3 separate regions of the Homo sapiens genome follow, and regions 1 and 3 are each linked to region 2. The links are chromatin loops, found by intact Hi-C in ENCODE. Cell type or tissue: A673. All regions are shown on one strand.

Region 1 (8,000 bases), 410 kb before region 2:
TGAACACTGTCTTGATCACTCTGTGCTCTTCGGACTCCCCTTTGCCTGAAGGGCTGCTTGTCAGTGCTCTGCCTGCAGCTGCTTGCTGCAAAACACCCATGCTCACTCCATGTGTTCACTCTCTTTGAACTTTCATAGCTGCCTGGTCCAGCGTACCAAAGAATGTACCTTACTTGATTAGACTTTGTTTTAGAGACTTAAGTAACACTCCTTATGCCTGTTCTGTCTCAAATACTCCCTTATGAAACAAAGGTTGGTTGTTGTTGTTGCTGTTTTAGCTTTTGACTTTATTTGCTTGTACTATAAATTTATAGTGGTGTTTCTCACCTTGAATCACCTACTTTAAGTTACTCCTTTAAAAGTGCTGCTGCCTCAACCCCAAAGATTTTGGTTTAATCTGTCTGGATGGGCCCTAGCATCAGTTGATTCTACTGTGCTATGAGGGTTGAGAACTTCTATTTTATAAGCATTGACAGGAGGCCAATGTTATAGTCATCTCCTCACCCTCCTAATCTTTATTCCGGATGTCAAAATAGTAGTCCTCCTCCTTCAGATGAAAGCAGACAAATCACCCTCACCCACCAGCAAGTCATATCAAGAGATCCACCTGATGGCGAGAGAAAGCTGAATTTTAGTTTGGTGCTTGAAGTGAGTCCATAGCAATTTGTATAAGGAAAGAATTTCAAACACAGACTTCAGAGGGAGAAAGAGACAGCCTTATGGGTGCTATAGAGTTCCCCATTCTAAGCTATAAGAATAATCTTTGGCCAAGTTGAAAACGATTGAGTAGGATCAGAAAATAAGCATATATTATCTCATTTTCAGCCTTGACCTATTTATTTTCCTGTTTACTATATAAAAACACAGTTAATGTGACGTGTAATGTTAATTCTGGATTTTAATAAATTTCTCAGTTTGCTAGGGTTAAAATTTATTTTGGGCACAGGAGAATCTTTGAAAGAGTCAATCAGTTGTGCAGTTTCTTTTGGACAATCAGCAGAGGAGGATTTAGTGATGATAATGAAGTTGGAGCTTTAGGTCCTCTGGGAGGAACTCTAGAAATGTGTTCATATAGTCCTATTGTTTTTTGTAAAATTTGCATAAGAAATATGTTTTTTTCTTAAAAAGCATTTTCTTCCTCAATTGCAGAAGCTTCAGGCCTTGCTTAAATTGATTATGTCTAATCCCTGAGAACACTGTGAAATAGGATACTCTCTTCCTCAAAGTGAAACGGCTCTTAGTTCAATTGTCTTTATCGTCCATTTCTTTTCTAGAAGAAAAAAAGTAACAAAAAGGCTTACCACAGGGCTTATTTTATATGAATGTGTACCACTAACTATGCACAGTTGTTAAATTATTGCAAAAATCTAAATAATTGATAAATAGCCATTGCCTCAATTACCTGAGTGCCCCGTACTGCCATTCCATTGAATCCCTGCAATTCACCCAGGCCTCCCATTATCCAGAAACTAATAAGGAGCATGAAGGAGCAGTTCAGGACCTGGTCCAGTGTTATGACCACCAGCATCCATTCTGAATGGTAGATCTCTGTGCTAAATGAGTTATTAAATAAGTTGGACTCCGTGCCTGCTTAAAAACAACTTTTAAAAAATCCTGCTGTTACATATTATAGGTCAGAAGACTAAGTGTCGAGTTAAATACCTTTATACAAGAAGTGGTCCTATAAAAATGCCAGTATCTTTTATAAATTATTTTTGGAAATTCATTTTGTGTTCATTTAATATCTGACTTGTATATGACAAAGAAAAGTTATGTCATGTTGAAACTAGATCTTAGATTAGTCAAAAAGAATTTGAGGAATGCCTTAATAGGGCTTTAGTTTGCAACTTAGAGGTTTCTTAAAATATATTGAAATAAGGAAGCCAGCTGCTAACACAAAGGAGTACTACTCAGTAGTCACTGTGTAGGAGTTGCTGTGAGGACTAGAAAGGAGACAGCACAGATCTTCAACAATTGCTTAAATCTTTACCAAGAAATACGCTGTGCAAAGTGCCATACTTAGACTCTATCTAGAGATGTCCACATTTTAGATTAGAGAGTTGTAAGCTTATGGTATTATCTTCACATTTGGCAATCTAGAAATAAATAAATCATTTGGGTTATATTTAATGCACATGAGTGTTAAAAGTAAATGAAAAATTTAGGACTAGGTTGTTTAAAATATATTTAGATCATAAACCATGATATAGGCTTTGAAAAGAATTAATCTCACCTTATTATTTCAGCAGGTCTTTTTATTTATAAAGTAAAAAGAATCTATGGTTATATTAGATTTCTAGACTTAAGGGCCCTTTTATAAGTTTAATTACTAATAAACAGATATAAGTAACAAAGGGAACAGATAAAAATTACTTCTGGATAGAAGAAGTGACGCCCATGCATTTTCAAGACAGTTTTATTTGAAGTTTCACAAATGGCCTGGAATCACACAAGGGAATACTCAAATATGCAGATGCTATTAGTTTTTCTGCATAAAGACTTGTCTGCCTATTTATTCAACACTCAAAAGACCTTTATTGGGTGTTCATACTGTGTTACACTACAGAGACAAAAGAATGCAGATGACACAGTCCCTGTCCTGTAAGACATGGTCCCAGTGGTAGAGACAAACAGGTAAACAGAAGACTTTATTTCATGTAACATGTAAGGGGTCTGCAAAAGTAAATTAGTCACTCTACATAATTATATATCTTTTTAGTATAAGATGCTGCTTGGCAGAAACTCCAAAGGAGTTTTTTCAAATCCAACACAAATTCCCTCCCACGGGTCTGACTCATCAGGAGGGATTATTCTGTCCTTATGTTAAGTGGAACCACATTATCCTATCTACTAGTCTAGATTTCCTGAGTACTTAATTCGAACAGTAGTGGATTGATGGGGCTTCTATATGATCTCTGCCAATCTCTTCCCAATTTTCTGGTTCAACTGCAGTGCTCTTCTGTTAGTATTCTTGACAATATCTGTTCTCTGATTCTTTAGTAATGAAAGGAAACTATAACTGGATTCAAGTGCAGACTTGCCCAGTTTAATCCCTAGGTTTGATCCCAAATTCCACCAGCAGGTGATAGGGAAGTCAAAAAGAGCTAACCTATTTGTGATTGTTTGGGGATGACACTGCAAGTACAGTAATGATTTTAACACTTCTGGGTAGATAACACCTTCTATGTTTTTAACAACACTTGTGCCCAGTCTTTTTCCCTGGAAGACTCTCAGGGGCATAGAACTCTCACTGTCTCCTAAGCAATCAGTGTACATTAATGGTGTTGTGTGTAGATACGTTTAATTATTGGGTAGAATTTATTCCTGTTTCTTCTGAGAGGGTCAACTGAACCTCCTTCTAGGTGGGCACCATCCTTGGCATTCACAGTTATCTTTAGGGGTAAGGCCTCTGGGTCACCTCGTCGTTTTATGCTTTCGGTTCCTAACTGGGTGGATTAGCAGATTCAAGTACACTGTCCAGAGAGGCACAACAGTGTGTGTGAAAGAGATGTCTGTTTTGACAAATGTATCAACTACCCTTTTTCCTTTTTTGACTTGTTTTCTGATTCATTCTTTCTTTTTCTTTCTGTGTCAGGCATAAAACCTCTGCCACCCTGACCAGGAGTATAATTTATCCAAAACACCTCCATGTGGCTGTGATTATTTCATTGGATTCACTTGATTTGCCCTGTCCTTATTTTTTTTCCTGTATTTTGTATGCAGAAAACATCTCCAGAATATCCAGTCCTGGATGGGGAGTAGCTGTCTTTTGTCAGCATAATCATACTTTTACTCAGTTCAAAATTGAAATAATCTAAAACCACCTCTTAATTTTCAGTCATGGAAGCTGGTGTTGGGAAGATACGTAACCAAGTTCAAGTGTAAATGCACCCCATGTGGATATAGGAATCTAGCACCATTTAAATCTTAATACTCAAATATTTATATACTTGCAAAACTTTTGCCCATAATTCATTCTTTGAACTGAACACCTGCTATAATGAATATGCTTGTGCATGAGCAAAATCATTTTTGTTGGATGAAACTCGGAGAGAAACTGTAGAGCATGCTACATCTCAGTTGTTCTGGCAGTAGGATTACAGCATGTATGCTTGTGTTTAAGTTATTGGCATTATTGCTATCAGCTTTATCACTTTTTTCCTGAGAGTTTAGCCTTAAGCTTTCCAGTGGTTGCTTCTCTGAGGTGCTTGGGGGCAATACCAAGCTGGCATCGAAATTAGAGAAAAAGTGTTTATTTGATTTGAAGTCAGAGGATGGTTAGTTAACATTTGAAATACTCTAATCAGGCATACACCCACCACAAGCAGTTAGTTAGCATTTGAAAGAATCTAATCAGGAGTGCACTCTTCAGAGGCACCTGCTACTAGCACTCTCATATCTTGCTTTCTGATGAGCACTGGTAGGTGTCCTAATTATGTTGTAAGCAATGTTAGAAATGATTCTTCACTGGTGGAATGAGAATGCTCAAGATGTATGAATTGGTTAGAAATGTTGCATAGGCACAACTGACTTAATTTAAAAAGAGACTAAATTTCCAGTGAACCAGGTGGCTTGACTAGTGGTTCTTGACTAGGGTGATTTTGCCTCTCAACCTCCTGTCCCAAAATATTTAGCAATGTCTGGAGACATTTTTGGATGTCACAGCTTGGGGGAGAGGCTGCTACTGACATCTAGTGGGTAGATACCCAGGGCGTTGTGGAAAACCCTACAATGTATAAAATCTCATCACTCACCCGCAATGAAGAATTACACAACCCAGAATATTGGTAGTGCCAAGGTTGAGAAATCGTAGCCTAGACCCATCAGGGTGGTATCCCAGGTCTAGAATGCTATTTGGTCCCATGTGTAGCCATTAACTGAGGATTCTGCCACCCGGTTCTGACTAGAAATTTAGCTGACTCTTGCTGCCAGAATACTGCTGCAATTCTCTCAAATGAATCTTTGATGGAACATGATAGTTGGAGTTCCCAAGAGGTCAGATAACTGGGACTTAACTGTTTTTGTGCCTGCTTGCTAATATATGTTTGAGTGTGTCACAGAATTTGATCTGAGACTTACACTTATTGTAATAGAACACCTGGTAGACTAAGAAATTTTGAGAATGAAGACCTATGGCCCTTATCTACCCCTCATTATTAGGGAGTATTTATATTTATCAAAGTATCCTAATGATTGTGCATGACTAATTTTGTTTAGGTTAGTTCTAAAAAGAATAGGTCCAGTTTCAACCTTTTAACACATTGATGATCCACCCAGTATCTTAAGGAACTACTGGCATTCTTAAATATTTGTTTTGTATATTCAATAGGTTATATTGAGCATCTTCTATGTATGAGGCATTGTTATAGTTCCTGTGGACACAATGGTGAGCAAAAATAGACACAGGGCTTGCTTACTGTGGGTGGTATTAGAAATATGTCTTAGATCCAATTGTGAGAACACAACTGAGTTGTTTCGCTAGTAGGCAAGTCATTTCCAGTGCAAATTAGTGGGTGCAAATAAATGGGACTATGGGAGTCACATGCTTTTCTCAATTTTACGTAACAGATATATTTTCCTCTCAGAACCAGGTTTTCCCTATATTTAATGGAAATCTTTGCATATAAAATATCTGGGGTAGTCGTTCATCAGTTAGAACATCTATAAGTACAAATTCTGCAATCATTGCTTTTATTTTATGAAAAAAATGGTGAATGTTTGGTAAAGTCTCTTGGTTATTTAAATTATAGAACTGATCCCTCTCAACTGAGTTGCATGCAGAATTAAGTTCCCCCTCCACTTGCTTCAATTTCATTCCCACAAAGCACCATTATAGTGTTTTTAATACTATATCATGTGCACACACATTTTTTTTTTGAGACAGGGTCTGGCTATGTTGCCCAGGCTGGAGTGCAGTGGCATAGTCATAGCTCACTGCAGCCCTGAACTCCTGGGTGGAAGAGATCCTTCCACCTCAGTCTACTGAGTAGCTGGGACTATGGGCGGGCACCACCATGCCTGGCTAACTTTTAAATTTTTTGCAGAGATGGGGGTCTCACTTTGTTCTTCAGGCTAGTCTTGAACTCCTGGGCTCAAGCAGTCCCCTCTGCCTCAGCCTCTTAAATTGCTGAGATTATAGGCATGAGCCACCATGCCTAACTACGTTTATACACATTTCAGTCTCCTCTGCCAGGTTGTGAGCTATATCAAGGTGGGTATGCTACGTCTCCACTACTTACTAAAGAATCTAGCACACAGAGGGAGTTATGTATGATGGAAGAACATCCAGAAAGGACACCTATAACTTGTCTTTATGGTTTGTACATATTGCTTAATGTTGACAAGAAATGGACGAGTTTTAGTTGTAGAAATTTCAAATGGAGAGCACCAAAAGCTAATAGCGTGGTTAGGATGTCCACTGGAGGAAGCCTGGCTGATTATTATACTAGTAAGTATATGTTATCCTAAATCTGGTGTAGTAACTCTAGGTGGGTATGTTAACCACTGGTATGATGGACTTCCATTGACCAGGCTTGTGGGACTGATGTATGGAATAGAAATGTTAATATATCAATATTTATGAGCATTCTTAAATGAGAGTATTCTCGATTTGTAGGCACATCCATCTGAAATCAGAATCAGAGCAGTGAGATTTAGATAGATACAAATTTCTTTAGCCTGATGTACTCGTTTCCCTGACAGGAAGAGCATTTTTCGTGGGATTGCATTACTCTAAGTATAGTTGGCTAAAATGCTTTCTTTCCTGGATGAGGCTTGGATGGGCACTTCTAGTTTTCTTTTTCTCCTTGAATTTTTGTTTTAGATGATTTTGTGACAGAATACCCCTGCTTTTTCATATCTTCCACCAAGTCATAATGGACATCTTTCTTTAAGGGTATTATTATATTCATTCAGATTGGATTTGATCTTTTGGGCTAGGGAATCTCTACACTTGCACACTATTCATTGATTCTGAATCTCAGTGGAGATTGTCACACTGTAGCTTCTATGAATTACATCAATCATACCTCTTTTTCCTTCCTTCCTTCCTTCCTTCCTTCCTTCCTTCCTTCCTCCCTCCCTCCCTTCCTTCTTTTCTTTTTTTCCCCTTTTTTTCTTTTCTTTCTCTTTCTTTCCCTCTTTCCTTTCCTTCTTCCCTTCTTCCTCTGCTATCTTTCCTTCTGTTTTCTCTTTCAGGCCCAGTCTTGCTAAGTTAAAAAAAACAATATAATTGTGTCAAAAGATCATTAAAATTATTATTATTATTATTATTATTATTATTATTATTATTATTATTATTTTGAGACAGAGTTTCACTCTGTCGCCCAGGCTGGAGTGCAATGGTGCCATCTCGGCTCAGTGCAACCTCTGCCTCCCAGGTTCATGTGATTCTCCCACCTCAGCCTCCCAAGTAGCTGGGATTACAGGCATCCGCCATCATGCCTGGCTAATTTTTGTATTTTTGTAAAGATGGGGTTTCACCATGTTGGCCAAGCTGGCCTTGAACTCCTGACCTTGGGTGATCCGCCTGCCTCGGCCTCCCAAAGTGCTGGGATTACAGGCGTGAGCCATAGCGCCCGGCTAAAAATTATTATTTAAAATTATTACCTAATGATTACCTTTTGTTGAATATCTTTAAAAATTTAAATACTGTGAGGAAAAAAGAATTCAGTTCTAACCTTCTTTAATAGGTTTTATAATCTTAATTAGACATTCAGATATGACCACTTAGAAAGGATGAGATACTTTTTAAATATGAGGTGACAGATAATATGAAAAAGGGTCATATGGTTGTTCATTTTTAAGACCTGCAGTGATATTTGAGTGTATTTTTGCTGAGAAAATTTAGACAGAAGTAATAAGAGTTTCAGGGGAAGGTTAATTTCTCCAGCACTTTAGAGTCTTTCTAAATATTCAGAATTTAAAATGTAGCAGAATTTATGGAAATTTAAAACTACAGGAACTTTTTGTTCACCTGTGAGAGAAAGATCAATGGACAA
Region 2 (8,000 bases):
AGAAGATGAAAATTTAATTACTTCTCATGAAGTAAAACCCCAATATAAATGGAATTCTTTAACATATGTGCTCAATTAATCTATTTTAGATGAGATCAAATAATAAAAAAATTGATATTTCAATTTTCTCTGAGAAGAAAACATTAAAATAAGTTTATGCACACTGAATGTAAGAATGTTGAAGAAATTCCTCATTATATGTTGTGGAAGATTTAATAAAACTTGGTTAATGGATAGAAAGGTGTTTCACATCATATACTTTTAATTTTGAAAAACAGTTCCGTCACAAAATTTTGATAGTAAAGGTCTGTTGATATACTTGGCATAAATAAATTAACTTGGATTGTTAATTAAATGTCAGATAACACATAAGATGGCTAGTTATTTTATGGTGACTTTGGAAAATTCCAAAAGCAAATGTTTGTTTCTTAAAAGTCAAGGGATTGTAATGCCAAAGCAAAGTCTCCAGGTACTGAAAACATTCCTCATTTTTCTCCCTGCAAAATGTCCCCAAATGGAGACCATCCAAGAAAAATTATATAAACTTGGACCATAGCTTTTGGTTTTATAAATAAGAAAAAAGTATTGCTAATTAAGAAATGAAAGATGTGGCTTTTCTAGGCTTTATATCTTAGGTTGCTCATTATTTTAGCTTCTCCAACCCAAGTCTATATTAATGTGCTTTTCTTTCTCCAGGGAGATAAAGAAGCTGAATTAGGGCTTCCATTTTCCCCACTTTGTGATCGGAAGTCAACCATGGTGGCCCAGTCACAAATAGGTAATTCTGATGATTTGTGGTGGTGGAAAGTGAGTGTGTGCTTGTCAGTTTTCAAATGGGTAAACGATGTTGTTCAAAGGGGTAACTTGCATGAAAACCTCACTCCATATTCATGATATATTTGATTTTTAAATGGATCTATGTGGTGCTGAATAAGACTTATTGAAGCATTTTCACAAAATGAATTCAATAAAGCAACATTAGTAAATGTAATTGTTATCGTGGTTGTAATCCTTTTACAAAATATAAAATTTTCTTGTGTGGGAGACCATTTTATGTTGTTTTGTTGCTGATTATTGTTTTCTGTAATTTAATTCTTTAGATATATAGGTCAACTCAATGAAAATGTTAGTGCACTTGTTCTATCACTAAGTTTCCATGGTATGCTTAATATAGTAGTGCACATTTCATTTGGAAAAATATTCTGTCATGATGTGAATAGATTAACCAACAACAGGAAATTTGCAAAATGATAATGCTCCCAACCACATTCATTCTTATCATCTGTATTTGTGTTGGGGACTTCAAGTCCAGTCCATTATTAAAACATGTGTTGCATGGCTCAAATACTTGTAATAATTATTCCCTAAGCCAGCATTTTTGTTACTGAACAATATGATCAATAAACACAAGGATCACTTCTTAGCTGTGTAGTTATGCTCCAGCACCACCCATCACAAAGCGTTGGGGAAAGCTGCCTGCTCTGACCTTTTCCCCTTCCCATCCAAGTTTCAACAGCTGTTTTTCTAGAGACCATAACACAGGTGCCTATCCTTGCTTAGTAAGTGTAAACGTGGCAGGCTAAGGACCTGATGTGGCAAGCTAAGAATGGAAGTTTCTGAGGCTTGTTGCTGTAATGCAAATTGCTGCCATGTTAGTAGAGGTGATGCCCCAGTTGACAGTCTACACATCTCAGGCATTTAAGAACATAGAACTGGCTGGGTGCAGTGGCTTATGCCTGTAATCCCAGCACTTTGGGAGGCCGAGGCAGGTAGATCTCGGGTCAGGAGATCAAGACCATCTTGGCTAACACGGTGAAACCCGTCTCTACTAAAAAATACAAAAAATTAGCCGGGCGTGGTGGCATGCACCTGTAATCCCAGCTACTCGGGAGGCCGAGGCATGAGAATCACTTGAACCCAGGAGGCAGAGGTTGCAGTGAGCCGAGATTGCACCACTGCACTCCAGCCTGGGCAACAGAGTGAGACTCCATCTCAAAAAAAAAAAAAAAAAAAAAAAAAGAACAAAAAAAGAACATAGAACTTAAAATAGTACCCTAGGTGGTCAATTAACACTGATTTAACTTGAAGGCATCCATTAAAACTACTGAAGTTTTATTAAATTAAAAATGTGCCTTATTATATACTATAAGTAATCCAGTTACTTGAAATGTGAATTACTTTTATCCAAGCATCTGATGGACAATCTTTAAATGTGCATATTTACAGGACATTATCACTTAAAAAGCCTACCTCCAGCTATTCTCCTATATTCAGGTGGTAGTCCATTGCTCTCAGAAGTGTTTCCAACAACAATTCTTGACTTGAGGCACCCACAGCAGTCCTGGGATCTGGGATATTGCCATGTACACAGACCTTAGAATAGGTTGTTGTCTCCTCCTCTGCCTAAACATGGGATGGAAAATGCTCCCAGAGGACAATGCCCTTTTCTCTGTGTGTCATTTTCTATCTTGATGAGTACTTTAAATGTAAAAGTCTTCATTCAGTACTGACATCTCAAAGTGGTGGGATTAATGCTGTCTCCCAGAGATGTTACTTTTCTCTTCACTGATTTGACAGAACACACACACATGCTGTGAACTAACACTTTACATCCAGAGAATAATAAACAACAATTTGAAATATTAACACACTGGCAGAAAGCTCTGACTGATATAGTAAGAAACAAAAAGTAATTGTCTTCCTGTTACCTGAGAAAAACCTTCAATTATTTAATTTCTTTGGAGCTTAGATATGATTTCTTGTTAGTAAAGAATAAAATCCAAAATGCACATGATGTGCTTTCAAAAAAGATAATGATCCCTGGTGTTGAGAGAGGAAACTATAGTCACTCTCATTGGATCTAAATGTATTGTTAGCAATCGTATATTATATAAGGCTGAATAGTAAATAGAAAAGCCAATATACTTGAGTTAGCAAGCTTAAATTGTGTCACTTCCATGGCTTCAAGTATTATTTTATAGAGCAGTTAAACCATCTCTAAAGACTGTTATTAGATTAAAACAATACAAAGGGTAAGCAGAACCAATATTTTAGTTGATTCTTGCTATCCCAGGATTGTCAGAAGCTCTTCATTATTTCTGATTTCAGAATTCAGGAAATTGTAACACTTGAATTTATCTCTCTCTCTTCTCATTTTGGCTTTTGTAGGTTTCATCGATTTCATAGTAGAGCCAACATTTTCTCTTCTGACAGACTCAACAGAGAAAATTGTTATTCCTCTTATAGAGGAAGCCTCAAAAGCCGAAACTTCTTCCTATGTGGCAAGCAGGTATGATATTTTCTTTTTTGCATTATTTTTCATCTTTGTGGTGTTTAGTAACACTTTCCTTAATGATTATATTTCTCACATCTAGGCAGAGAATTCTCACAAGAATTATTAGGGAGTATTGCCACCTAGTGGCTTTATATTATATTGCATCTGCCTTTGACAACTGAAGTTTAATACACAAAATATGAAATACTAAGTAAGGTGTGTACTAAGGAGAATCCAGTGTGGGGAGGGAGAGAAAGGAGATGAGCAGCTGCCACGTGCTCAGAACTGGGACTGAGCATCTACTATCCTGCTTTTCTAGTCGGTTTTGTAAAGTTTTTCAGGTTTTCCTTGTTCACCCCATATCCTGATGGTGTTTTTTGGTTTCTTTGGTTGTTACTGTTAGCTCAACCACCATTGTGGGGTTACACATTGCTGATGCACTAAGACGATCAAATACAAAAGGCTCCATGAGTGATGGGTCCTATTCCCCAGACTACTCCCTTGCAGCAGTGGACCTGAAGAGTTTCAAGAACAACCTGGTGGACATCATTCAGCAGAACAAAGAGAGGTGGAAAGAGTTAGCTGCACAAGGTAGTGTTGTTTATGAGGCCTTACTGCCATCTCTCTCTGTCTTCACTTCTCCTCTAAGAGTTTGGATTACTTCTTCTAGATTTCTTCTTCTATAGAATATGTAAGCCCTTGATGGTATTGGGAATTTGGCTACTCTTTGATCATTCATGAGAAAGTTGGCTCATTTATTAGATAAAAAGAGGTTCTGGTTTGTTTGTGCCACATGGGCTGCAGATCTGTGTGTCAGTGGGTGCTGGCAAACTGGATACTGAAAGATGAGATAATGAAATGGTGACAAAACTTTGTGGTACCATATAAACTCCTGTGCTTTCGTAGAGGTGCTTTCCAGCCTGGATTTTACTTGGTAAGTGGCTTTTGTGTTGCATTAAGTGTGTTATCACTTCATGTCAGAGACTTGGGTGTGTTTTTTTTCTGTTTCACTAAGTTGCTTTTTTGACTCAGAATTTAGACAGGAATTGGGGAAATCATTAGTAATCAACCACCACAGCAATCGCATGGGAAGGTAGCTACAGTTATTTCTGACATATTAGCTGCTTCAAATTAATTAGTCCATTTAGTAGGTTTGTGAGTTAGTATTCAAACAGTTATTATCTTTCGTGCAGGAATTAGCTTTCATATCCAGATCTGGCCCCTGCCTCTTCTCACACTCATTCCCACAGCTCTGTCTCCCTTATACACTACACTCCCTGCACAATGGCCTCTTGGAAGTTTCTTAAAATACTCCAGGGTCTTTGTAGTTATTTTTTCAGCCAGAAATTTTTTCCTTGTGTTTTTTGCAGCTTTAATATACTCAGGAATAAACTTACTTTTCTTAAAATGGATAATATAAGATCAAAATAGAGTGTTAAATCATATTTATAGTCAGAAAGACACAATATTGAAACGTTTTCAATTATCCCAAATGTCAACCATAAATATAACATGTTTCCAGTGAAAATTCCAATACATTTTTCATGGAATTTAAGAAATTGATCCTAAAATCTATATGGTATTGCAAATACCTAAGAATACTCAAGACACTCCTGAAGGATAATAAAGTGGGAGCACTTGCCATATATCAAAATTTACTCTTATACTGAAGTAATAAATTTAGTGTGGCTGTGATATAGAGATAATAAGATGGGCCTTGGGAATAGACCAGAGAGCCAAAAATAGCACATTAATTCCTGCAGAACTTGACAGATGGCAGACACACACATTCGTATATGCAATCTTTTGTATGTTCTCACATATTTACCCTTATGATATTCTTCATTTCTTCTTGTGTGTCAGAGCTACTATTTGGTATCATTTCTCTTCACACTGGAGTACTTTCTCAAGTATTTTCTTATAACACAGTTATACTGACAAACAATTAGATTTTCTTTATCTGGGAATGTCTGTATCTTACTTTTATTTATGAATAATTTTACTTGATTTAGAATTGTTGAATGATTTTTTTTTATTTTAGCACTTTTAATGTGTAATTCTATTGCCTCTGGCTTCCATAGTTTCTGATAGTGTTGGCCAAAAATAAATTGTATTGTTGCTTCCTTGTATGTACTGAGTATTATCTTTTTCTTTCTGTTTTCTAGACTTTATTTTGACTTTCAGCAATTTGATGATGATATATCTAGGTCTTTTTTTTTTTCAGTATTCTACTTAGTGTTCACTAGCTTCTTAAATCCACAAATTAATAATTTGCTTCAAATTTAGAAAGCTTTCTGTCATTTTGTTCAATATTTTTCTTCTGCCTCTTTCTCTCTGTTCTCTCCTTCTGAGGATTGTGTTATGCATAACTTAGGATTCTGGAAATTGTCCTGGATGCTCTGGATCTCTGTCAATTTCTTTAATTGTTCTTTCTTTCTTTCTTTCTTTCTTTCTTTCTTTCTTTCTTTCTTTCTTCTCTTCCTTTCCTTCCTTCTTTTGTTCCTTCCTTCCTTCTTCATTCATTTTTGATTGGCTGCTTTCTAATGATTTATCTTCAAGTTTACTGTTTCTTTCTCTGCCACCTCAATCCTGCTGTTGATTTCACTGAATTAACTTTTTATCTCAGCTACTTTTTTCAATTTTATTATTTCCATTTGGTTCTTTTTTATAATGTCTATTTCTCTGTTGATATTTTATATTTTCATTCATTGTTAGCATATTTTCCTTTAATTCTTCAAGATTATTTTCTTTAATTTTAAAAACATATTTAAAAAACTTGTCTTGAATTTTTTGAAATCAATTTTAAAACTGACTATAAATGGCCTTTCTATGGCTCTCTAATTTCTAGGGTTTTTCTGTTAAATCCTGCTGGTTTACCCTTTACCCCAACTTGGACCCCAACCCTAGGCTGACAAAGCTTGGGGCTCTCCTCATCTAGTCTAAGTGGATTCACCATTTTATATTCAAGTAACCAGAATTATTTGCTGCCTTCCCATTCCAAGTTGATTCTACCACATCCAACAGGAAAGTTGGCTTTTGCTTCCATTCCCAGGTCAGAGTTGGAGAGGAAGATGGAGGAGTGGGAGTAACTTCAGGCAAGAAGGTCACAGGTTCCTGCTGTTTTTACCTGAATGTCCAACAATTTTTTAAGAATAAATGTTTCTCAAATTATTATGTCCCTTTGGTTGATTTCCAGAGTCATTGAATAGTTGTTTTTATTAATGCTGTCCAGTTTTACACTTGCTTTTTCATGAAGAGAAAAAACTCGACTTCTTTACATCACTATAGCAGGAAGTATTCCTCTTCACCATAGGTTTTAAGAGAATTAAATGAGTTTATTAATATAATTTGCTTAGAAGTGTCTAGAGTACTAAGCGCTATATGAGTTAGCTGTTATTACTATATTATTTATGTTTCTGCCATGTGTTCTAGAAATAAGGGTTATAGGGCTACTATATAGAAACTAGGGGTGTCCCTAATGCTGAATTCTAAATCCAGCAAAACTATTCAGAAATAAAGAAAAATAAAGACATTACCAGATTAAGAAAATCTAATTACTATGGAAATTGGGGATAATTTCTATATAGTAAACTGGTAAGGAAAGCCTTCACTGAGGAAGAAATAATTTAAATAAATACACAATGGAGGTTAGAAAGAGAATGATGGAGAGGTCTGGGAGGGTGGGTGTTAACAAATTTTTAAAACGGATTGGCTACCACATTATCTAGGAGGCCAAGCTTGCCTGACATGCCAGAAACAACAAGAAGGGCAGTGAAGCAGGAAGAAATTGGACAAGTGGGAATAATGTAGGCAATGTGATGAGTGGGGAATGTGGTGCCTGACCTTTGGTTTTGGCCCGAGAAAGACAGGAAACCAAATGTAGAGTTTTGAGAAAAAATGTTGATTGATCTGAACTGAGGTTTCAAAAGGATTACTCTGCTACAGAATGGAAAATGTGCTTTTGTTTGGGTAGTAAAAATAGAAACAAGGAGATCAGAAGGAAGGCTGTTGTTCATAACCCAGGAGACACATGGGAGCTTAGACCAAGTAGTAATGGTTGAGAGGGTCTATAATTTCTGGATATGTAAAGATTGTGGCAGTATGTGTGAGTAGAAGGAGGGTAAGCAAAAAGAGATTGGATTCTGGATATACAGATATTTTGAAAGCTGAACTGATAGGATTTGTTACCAGATTAGATGTAGGAAACAAAGTGAAGAGAAGAATCAAAAATGATGCCAGGCTTTTTGGTTTTCTTACACATTATTTGTATATAGGTAAAATTATATAATCATTTCATGGAACAATTTGGCATTCTGTAGGAAATTTAAAGATGCATGTGCCATACTTCTCGACAATTTTGCTTCTGTATTTTTACCCCAGAGAGACTTTTGTGCATATGCATCAAAGACATGTCTAAAATATTCACAGCAGCATTGTTCATGACTGCAAAATAAAGTGTAAAAAACAGTAAAATTGATTTATATACTGTAGTATGTACATATTATGGAACAGTATAAAACTGTTAAAATTTAACTAATCACCACAGGAATGAAGGACACAGTGTTGCACAAAATAAGCAAACTGCTGGGCTTTAGTAGGCGGTTTTCCCCTGACAGTGTGAAGGAGACTGAGAGGTTTGGACTAAGCAAAATTCACCACAACACAGCAAAGCGGCTGTGTCCAGACTGCTTCTCTAGATTCCTCCTCACTGGGCAGGGCATCTCTG
Region 3 (8,000 bases), 390 kb before region 2:
AGAATATGGGTGCTATCTTTTGAATGCACAGAGCCTTTTTGCATGCTGAGAGAGTCTGCAGCTATTTTCTTTGGCAAGAGAGAGTCTCCATGAGGCCGTTTGAGGTTTGTACCCAATTCTGTTCTTGTCTGAGTCTACACTTGAAGAATTAAACCTGTGAGACTACTCCAACATCCTTAGTTTTTCTTTACCAGGTCTTTGGGGAAGATAGGATGGTCTTCACTGACTTTGTGCAACAATTATGAAAATAGGTATCTTCCAGGGACTAAAATTTGCTTTGGTATAATTAAAACTAGCTAGCAGGTACAACTTTAAATCACTTGTTTTATTGTCATCAGACTCAATTTATGAAGAAAATGATGACTGCCTATGTGGTCAACAGCTATGGTTATCTTATTAGATGTTATCTGATATTGTCAGCAATACTGAAAGCTGTAGGATGGTAAGGTATTTCAGACTGGGAGAGTAAGAGTGACAAGATACAGAAAAGAGGCATATATATTTTGCAGCTGGGAGATCATTTTTTTGCAAGGCATGTAATTTATGTGGAATAATGGGGAAAAAGGGACAAAAATTACTTATCTTCCCAAAAGATAAGTAATGAAGTTATATGACTAAGGCCATTGTTGAGCGGTGTCAAGCAGAGGATGTTTACAAATGCTGTTAAAAGGAAGTGCACCTTTATTAAATATCCCTTGGCTCTTAGTAATACATTTAAATTAAAAACCTACGTTATTCCTGGTACTTACAGTGGCACTAAGTACATTGAAAATGGATTGACTGAAAGCCAGTCTTCCATTTAAGTTATAGTAAAATCTTTCTCAACCTTGCTATGGACTGAACTGTTTCCCCTGGCTCTCCACCCCCAAATTCAGTGCTGAAGTTCTAACCTGCAGCACTTCAGATTGTGACTATATTTGGAAGTCAAGTCTTTAAAGAGATAAAATGAAGTGAGCAGGTGGGCACTAATCTAATATGACTAGTATCTCTATAAGAAGAGAAAATTTGGACACAGACGGGCACAGCAGGCAGACCGTGTAAAGACTCAGGGAGAAGACAGCTACCCATAAGCGAATGAGAGAAGCCTCAGATGAATCCAATCTGGATCTCAAATTTCTAGCCTTCAGAACTGTGAGGAAATAAATTTCTGTTATTTAAACTTCCTACCTGGTCTGTGGTACTTTGTTATGGTACTCCCAGCAAACTATTAATTAATATAAGGTCACATTCTGAGGTACTGAGGGTTAGGACGTCAATATACCATTTTGGCCAACACAATCCAACCATAAGAAGTTCTCTGTGATACAGTGAATTCCTTGTTAAGCAAGGCAAATTTAGGAAATTCAAATGATTAATTTGTGTGTTTATTTTAGTTATCAAAGGAGTAGTTATAGTTTGTTTTGAAGATGTTGTTAGCCTGAATGAAATGGAAACAGGGTCTGTGTATTTATCTGCATTTAATGAAGTCACATTGCTCATGATCAGCTATAGTGAAATATGTGCTGATAGCATTTTTGGGGACAAGAAGAGTTAGCTAGACATTCTTTCACTGTTTGTTGTTCTCATGGAATTAATGCCCTCCATTTGTGTTTCTTCTAGTCCTATAATGATCATTCTTTTGTCCAAATTATACAAGTGTATACCACTTTATTATAATAATTTATATGAAAGTAATTTAGATTTAAAATGCTCATTTCTCCTTTTTTTTTTGGGCATACCATGTACTTGCTTCTAGGTATGATGGAAAACAGGAAAACAGTTATCCCCGTCTTTCAAACTTGTTCTCCTTTCAGACTTATGCCAACAATGACAGTCAAAGTGGCTCTATATACTCATAGCCCTTGGCTGATCTTCAAGCTGCTGCAGACCATGCCACTTGGGGAGAACTGAAAATGATTCTGATCCCTTGCAGAAGAAATCTTCATTAGCTGTGTTTCTTGCTAATTTTTAGATATTTGTCTCGCTGCTTTGCTATGAGCTACTTAAGGGCAGGGACTGAACTCTATAGCAGAGTGCCTAACTCCTAACATTTATTGTCCATGTATTATATGCCTGCCACCTTGCTAAGGGAGTGACCTCCCACTTTATAGATGAGCAAAGGGAGGCCAACAGAGAGAATAAATAAGGAGTCAGATGCTACGTAGCAAGCAAGTGAGTAGCAGACAGAATTTGAACCAGGCAGTCTGACTCCAGAGCTGGGGTCAGCCCCATTCAGCAGCAGAGATGGTCAACTAATAAGTATTTCTTAAATCCATTGTAGCATGTTTATTTTGAGATACATTAAGCTCACTGTTTTCCTGTTATAATCAAGTTAGAATTAAGTGGCTCTGAGCTTTCAAAACTGTTTTCAGGTTATTTATTCACTTCACTCAAGGTGAAAACATTTGTTTTTCCCTTTTGTGTGAATAGATAACTAAGTGTCTTTTAGGAAAAAGAAAGAGAAGCAACTCCATTGCCTAAAACTTGACTTTACAAATTGTATTTGTTGAGCAGAACTTCAGAATTTTGTCTTTACTAGATTAAAAAATTATATAATAGTACTTTGTTATTGCAACAAGGTCACCATGTGAGATCTAAGAAGAGGCTGATAATACTCCCTTCAACCTTCCTTCAGGCCTAAAGTAACCCATGTTAGCACCTCACTGTCTACCATTCCTTGCCCTTTCCTGAGCTCACAATAGGGCAAAACTATGTACACTGCTACAACTTACTGTTTGCATGGAGTGGAAATACCATTCTTTCAGGTTCATGTAAAAAAGCTAGCTTATTTTTTAAATAGCAGTATACTTTTCTATTGTATAAATGTACTTATTCAACCATTCCCTTACTGATGAACTTTGGTTTGTTTCCAGGGCCCCTGTCCTCTTTGCTGTTAAATGATAAGCTTATGAAAAAATGAATCTGTTGGTCAAAGTACATGAATATTTTAAAATAGATGTTGCCAGGTCACATTATTCAAAACTTTACTAATTTAAACCTTAATAATATAGACTTTCTTTTTGAAATCATAAAATATTGCCTTTTTAATGTTAGAAGCTTTAGGTCTCTATTTTGTTTCCTATGTTTGGAATAAAATTTGTAAGAAACTCAGATGATAAGCTTAATAGATACATAAGGTATAAAAGAGGACCCTTAAATTTGCTTTGTAAGAAACTCAGATGATAAGCTTAATAGATACATAAGGTATAAAAGAGGACCCTTAAATTTGCTTCCTGCCAAAGAGTAGAAGGGAGTTTAGAAGGAAAGAGATCCATGTTATGCTTTATTATAGAGGTTCCATGATTTAGGCTGGCTCATGACTTCGGGCTTCTTCTAGACCAAAGCTCATGGTTCAGAAAATGGAAAAAGAAAAGCCTTCTTTCTGGTCCTTGTGCAAAGACACTTTTTAATTTTTAAATTTTAACTAATTCTTCCTTGCTCTTTCCCCTCCCTCCCTCCGTCCCTTCCTTCCTTCCTTCCTTCCTTCCTTCCTTCCTTCCTTCCTTCCTTCCTTCCTTCCTTCCGTTTTCTTTCTTTCGACAAAGTCTTGCTCTGTCGCCCAGACTGGAGTGCAGTGGTGAGATCTAGGCTCACTGCAACCTCTGCCTCCCAGGTTCAAGCGATTCTCCTACCTCAGCCTCCTGAGTAGCTGGGATTACAGGCACGGGCCACCACACCTAGCTAATTTTTGTATTTTTAGTAGAGACGGGGTTTTGCTATGTTGGCCAGGCTGCTCTTACCTATTGAGAAGGTTCTACCAACTCTCTTTGGCAATTCTGTAAGTGCAATTTTATGAATGCAATTCTATGAGTGCAATTTTAGAGGTGATCTCACACATCGGACCTGCTGCCACATTCAGCATTCCCTGATTATCATGTTTGACCCCTTCACCTCTTGCTTTAGTTATTCTAAACAGTGACATTCTGTCAGAAGTCTTGTGTGACTATTTATCTTTCTCTGTTTCTAAGCAGTTCACATGTCAAAGAATACAATATCTAAGACATCTGGCTGTCCGAGCTTTGCCATCTGGGGGAAAGAGTTTCTCTTAATCAATTTAATCAGACTCTATATTTGTAGAACTGACAAATCTGCAAATTCAGGATGGGACAGAAAGTTTATTCTAATTAATTATTCTTAATTTGGTAACAATATGAATATTTAAATTAGTACTGCAGCATGGCTTATAGAGATGTCAGATGGAACTGAATTTGAAACTCGGCTTCACCTCATAATGGTAGTGTAGACTTGGCCAAGTTAATTATATTCTAAGCTTCAGATTCTTTCTGTATAAAATTGGGCTAAAATATACATCTCTCAAAGTAATATGAAAAGTAAATCAAGTAGCAAAAGAAAAAATGATCAATTAAACTACATTGAAATTAAAAACTTCTGTGCATCAAATAATACAATCAATAGAGAAAGCAACTCATGGAATTGGAAAAAATATTTGCAAATCGTATATCTGATATGGTTAATATTCAGAATATATAAATAACCTTTATAATGCAAGGACAAAGAGCAAACAACCAAATAAAAATGGGCAAAAACTTGAAGAGACATTTTTCTACTTAAGATATATATGAAAAGATGCTTATAATCACCAATCATTACAGAAATGTCGATTGAAGTCATAAAAACCACTGATACCATCTTCTATCTACTGGTGATATCAGTGGTTTTAATGGCTTTAATTGGGATGGCTACTATAAAAAACACAAAACAAAATAACAGATTTTGGCAAGATTTAGAGAAATTGGAACCCCTGTGTACTGTTGGTCGGGATATAAAATGGTGTAGCCACTGTGGAAAACAGTATGGTGGTTCCTCAAAAAATTAAAATTAGAAGTACCATATAATCCAGCAATTTCACTTCTGTTTATATACACAAAAGAGTTGAAAGCAAGATCTTGAAGAAATATTTGTACACTGATGTTCATAGCCACAATATTCACAATAGCCAGAAAAGTGGAAGCCACACAAGTGTTCGTTGGTAGATGAATGGATAAGAAAAATGTGGCCTATACATACAAAGGAATATTATTCAGTCTTAAAAAGAAATGAATACTAACATATTCTACAACAAGGATGAATCTTGAGAACATTTTGCTAAGTGAAACAAGCAGTCATAAAAAGACAAATATGGTGCCATTCTACTTGTAAGAGGTACCTACAGTAGTCAAATTCATAGAGACGTAAAGTAGAAGGGTGGTTACTAGGTGCTTAGGGAAAAGAGGAATGGAGACTTTTGGATTCATGGGTGCAGAGTTTCAGTTTTGCAAGATGAAAAGAGTTCTGTAGACGAATGGTGGTAATGATTATATGACAATTTGAATTTATTAAGGCCACTGAACTGTACACTCAAAAGTAGTTAAGATAAAAAAGTTTGTTATATGCATTTTATCACAATTTTTAAAAAGCAAATCAGATAATGTATATACAGCACCTAGTGTGTTCTTAATATAGTACTAATTAATTAATTAGTATTAGTATTAATAATATATATTATAATATATTAATACTATATATAGTATAATAATATGATACTATATATAGTATTAACTTTATATATATATAAAGTATTAACTTATATGATCACAAGGTCCCACAATAGGCTCTCTGCAAGATGAGGAGCAAAGACTAAGTAATTAATAATTAATAATACTAATTATTAATAATTATAATATATAATATATTATTAATACTATATGTAGTATTAAGTTTTTATATATATCTATATATATATAGATACATAATGGAATAATTGTGTCTCCTGGTGGCAGCGTTCCTCCCCTGGAACTAAGACCTCTAGGCTGGCAGACCCTGGTATTGTTTCTCCCATAGCCAGGATTCATGGGTCCAGGAATCAAAGGGCAGAAGTGGAAGTGGCACCACTCACCATCACCCCCTAGCAAAATTTTTGCTTCCTGTTCCTGTGGCATTATGTTCTGCTGGCCTAGAGGTCTTAGTTCCAGAGGAAGGAACATTGCCACCAGGAGTCACAACAATTATTCCATTAAACTAGAAGTTAAGATTGCCACCTGGACACTTTGGGCTCCTCCTATCTTTAAGTCAACAGGCTAAGAAGGGAGTTATAGTGTTGGCTGGGGTGATTGACCCAGACTATCAGTATGAAATCAGTGTACTCCTCCACAATGGAGGTAAGGAAGAGAATTCGTGGAATACAGGAGATCAATTAGGGTGTCTTTTAGTATTATCATACTCTGTGATTAAGGTCAATGGGAAACGACAACAGCCCAATCCAGGCAGGACCACAAGTGTCTCAGACCCCTCAGGAATGAAGGTTTGGATCATTCCACCAGGAAAAAAACCATGACCTGCTGAGGTGCTTGCTTAAAGCAAAGGGAATACAGAATGGGTCGTAGAAGAAGGTAGTCATCAGTACCAGCTACAACCATGTGACCAGCTGCAGAAACGGAGACTGTAGGCTGGGCACAGTGGTGGCTCAGGCCAGGCACGGTGGCTCATGCTTGTAATTCCAGCACCTTGGGAGGCTGAGGTGGGCAGATCATGAGGTCAGGAGTTCAAGACCAGCCTGGCCAACATAGTGAAACCCCGTCTCTACTAAAAAATACAAAAATTAGCTGGGCATGGTGGTGTGTACCTGTAGTCCCAGCTACTTGGGAGGCTGAGGCAGGAGAATCACTTGAAACTGGAGGCAGAGCTTACAGTGAGCCGAGGTTGTGCCAATGCACTCCAGCCTAGGCAACAGAGTGAGACTCTGTCTCAAAAAACAAAACAAACAAACAAAAAAAACGTAGACTGTGATTGTCATGAGTATTTCCTCCTTTTGTTAAAAACATGTTTGTGCATGTATACGCTTGTACTAAGAAAATATTTTTTTCTTTATCATTTGACATAAGATTTATCAACTTCATATCAGCATTTAAGTATTGTTAACTTTATGTAATAGTATTTGGGTTGGGGATTGGTGCGTTTCTGGTTGTACAAAGGGTAGTTGTATTATGTGAGGTGTAATTATGACATTATTGTCTTTATTTGAAGATTATGTATGATCTCAGGAGATGTGTATGGGTTCAAGTTGACAAGGGTTGGACTTGTGGTTGTTAATACTGAGTGTCAACTTGATTGGATTGAAGGATGTAAAGCATCGACCCTGAGTGTGTCTGTGAGGGTGTTGCCAAAGGAGATTGACATTTGAGTCAGTGGGCTGGAGAAGGCAAACCCACCCTTAATCTGGATGGGCACCTTTTAATCAGCTGCCAGCGGATATAAAGCAGGCAGAAAAACATGAAAAGGAGAGACTGGCCTAGCCTCCCAGCCTACATCTTTCTCCCGTGCTGGATGCTTCCTGCCCTCACACATCAGACTCCACGTTCTTCACCTTTGGGACTTGGATTGGCTTTCTTTGCTCCTCAGCTTGCAGACAGCCTATCGTGGGGCCTTGTAAGTTAACACTTAATAAACTCCGTATATATATATGTTTGTGTGTGTGTGTGTGTGTATAAAAAAATATATAAATATATATAATATATAAATATACATATGTATATATTAATATATATAATATATAAATATACATATGTATATATATTAATATATATACATATGTATATATAAATATATAAATATATATATCCTATTCTGTCCCTTTAGAGAACCCCGATTGATATTACTAGAATTTTATATATTATATGAAAGTATATTTTTGCTGAATCGTTTAAAATAAATTGCAGAGATCATCACCCTTTACCTAAATATTCTAGCCTGCATTTCCTAAGAACAAAATTATACATAGTTACAATTCCATTATAACTAAGAAATTACTAACGATTTGCTAATGTCGTATATTCCTCACTAATATATGAATATCATCATCTGTCCCCTAAATGTCTTTAATAGACAAATTTTTCAAACCAGGATCTATTAAGATTCCTGCATTGCATTTTGTTGTTGCGTCCCTTTAGATTCTGTCCTAGTTTAGTGATAGCCCCTCGTTTGTTTTTCCCTGTGAAATTAGCTTTTTGAAGAGACTAGTATAG

What was found. A loop is a pair of places that touch in the nucleus more often than their neighbours do. Peaks named below come from ENCODE experiments on the same cell type or tissue, not always from the same donor. Only the 100,000 strongest peaks of a DNase experiment are listed, where the experiment ranks them.
Region 1: a loop joins it to region 2, with 2.9 times the contacts of the local background. A loop is called at or near these places in 5 of 110 quality-filtered maps.
Region 3: it touches region 2 in a loop (6-fold over the local background); 4 of 110 quality-filtered maps call a loop at or near these places.

The regions. Positions count from the first base shown.
Region 1 is chr2:182,588,345-182,596,344 of GRCh38, reverse strand. It overlaps a transcript of PDE1A not described here. Among named protein-coding and RNA genes, the nearest start is that of DNAJC10, 120 kb to the left of the region's middle. RefSeq lists an enhancer at 3,964-4,596. In A673, CTCF peaks have their summits at 3,081 and 4,705 (motif pointing left); DNase peaks (open chromatin) are centred at 1,904 and 2,824; H3K27ac peaks cover 756 bases.
Region 2 is chr2:182,181,757-182,189,756 of GRCh38, reverse strand. PDE1A (phosphodiesterase 1A) reads left to right here. Exons shown (of 15, transcript NM_001363871.4): 11 at 697-778; 12 at 3,169-3,289; 13 at 3,678-3,865. Among named protein-coding and RNA genes, the nearest start is that of PPP1R1C, 200 kb to the right of the region's middle. In A673, a CTCF peak has its summit at 3,417 (motif pointing left); a DNase peak (open chromatin) is centred at 3,416; H3K4me3 peaks cover 232 bases; H3K27ac peaks cover 1,057 bases.
Region 3 is chr2:182,573,435-182,581,434 of GRCh38, reverse strand. It overlaps a transcript of PDE1A not described here. Among named protein-coding and RNA genes, the nearest start is that of DNAJC10, 140 kb to the left of the region's middle. In A673, no CTCF peak of the experiment used is centred here; DNase peaks (open chromatin) are centred at 3,404 and 3,854; H3K27ac peaks cover 2,802 bases.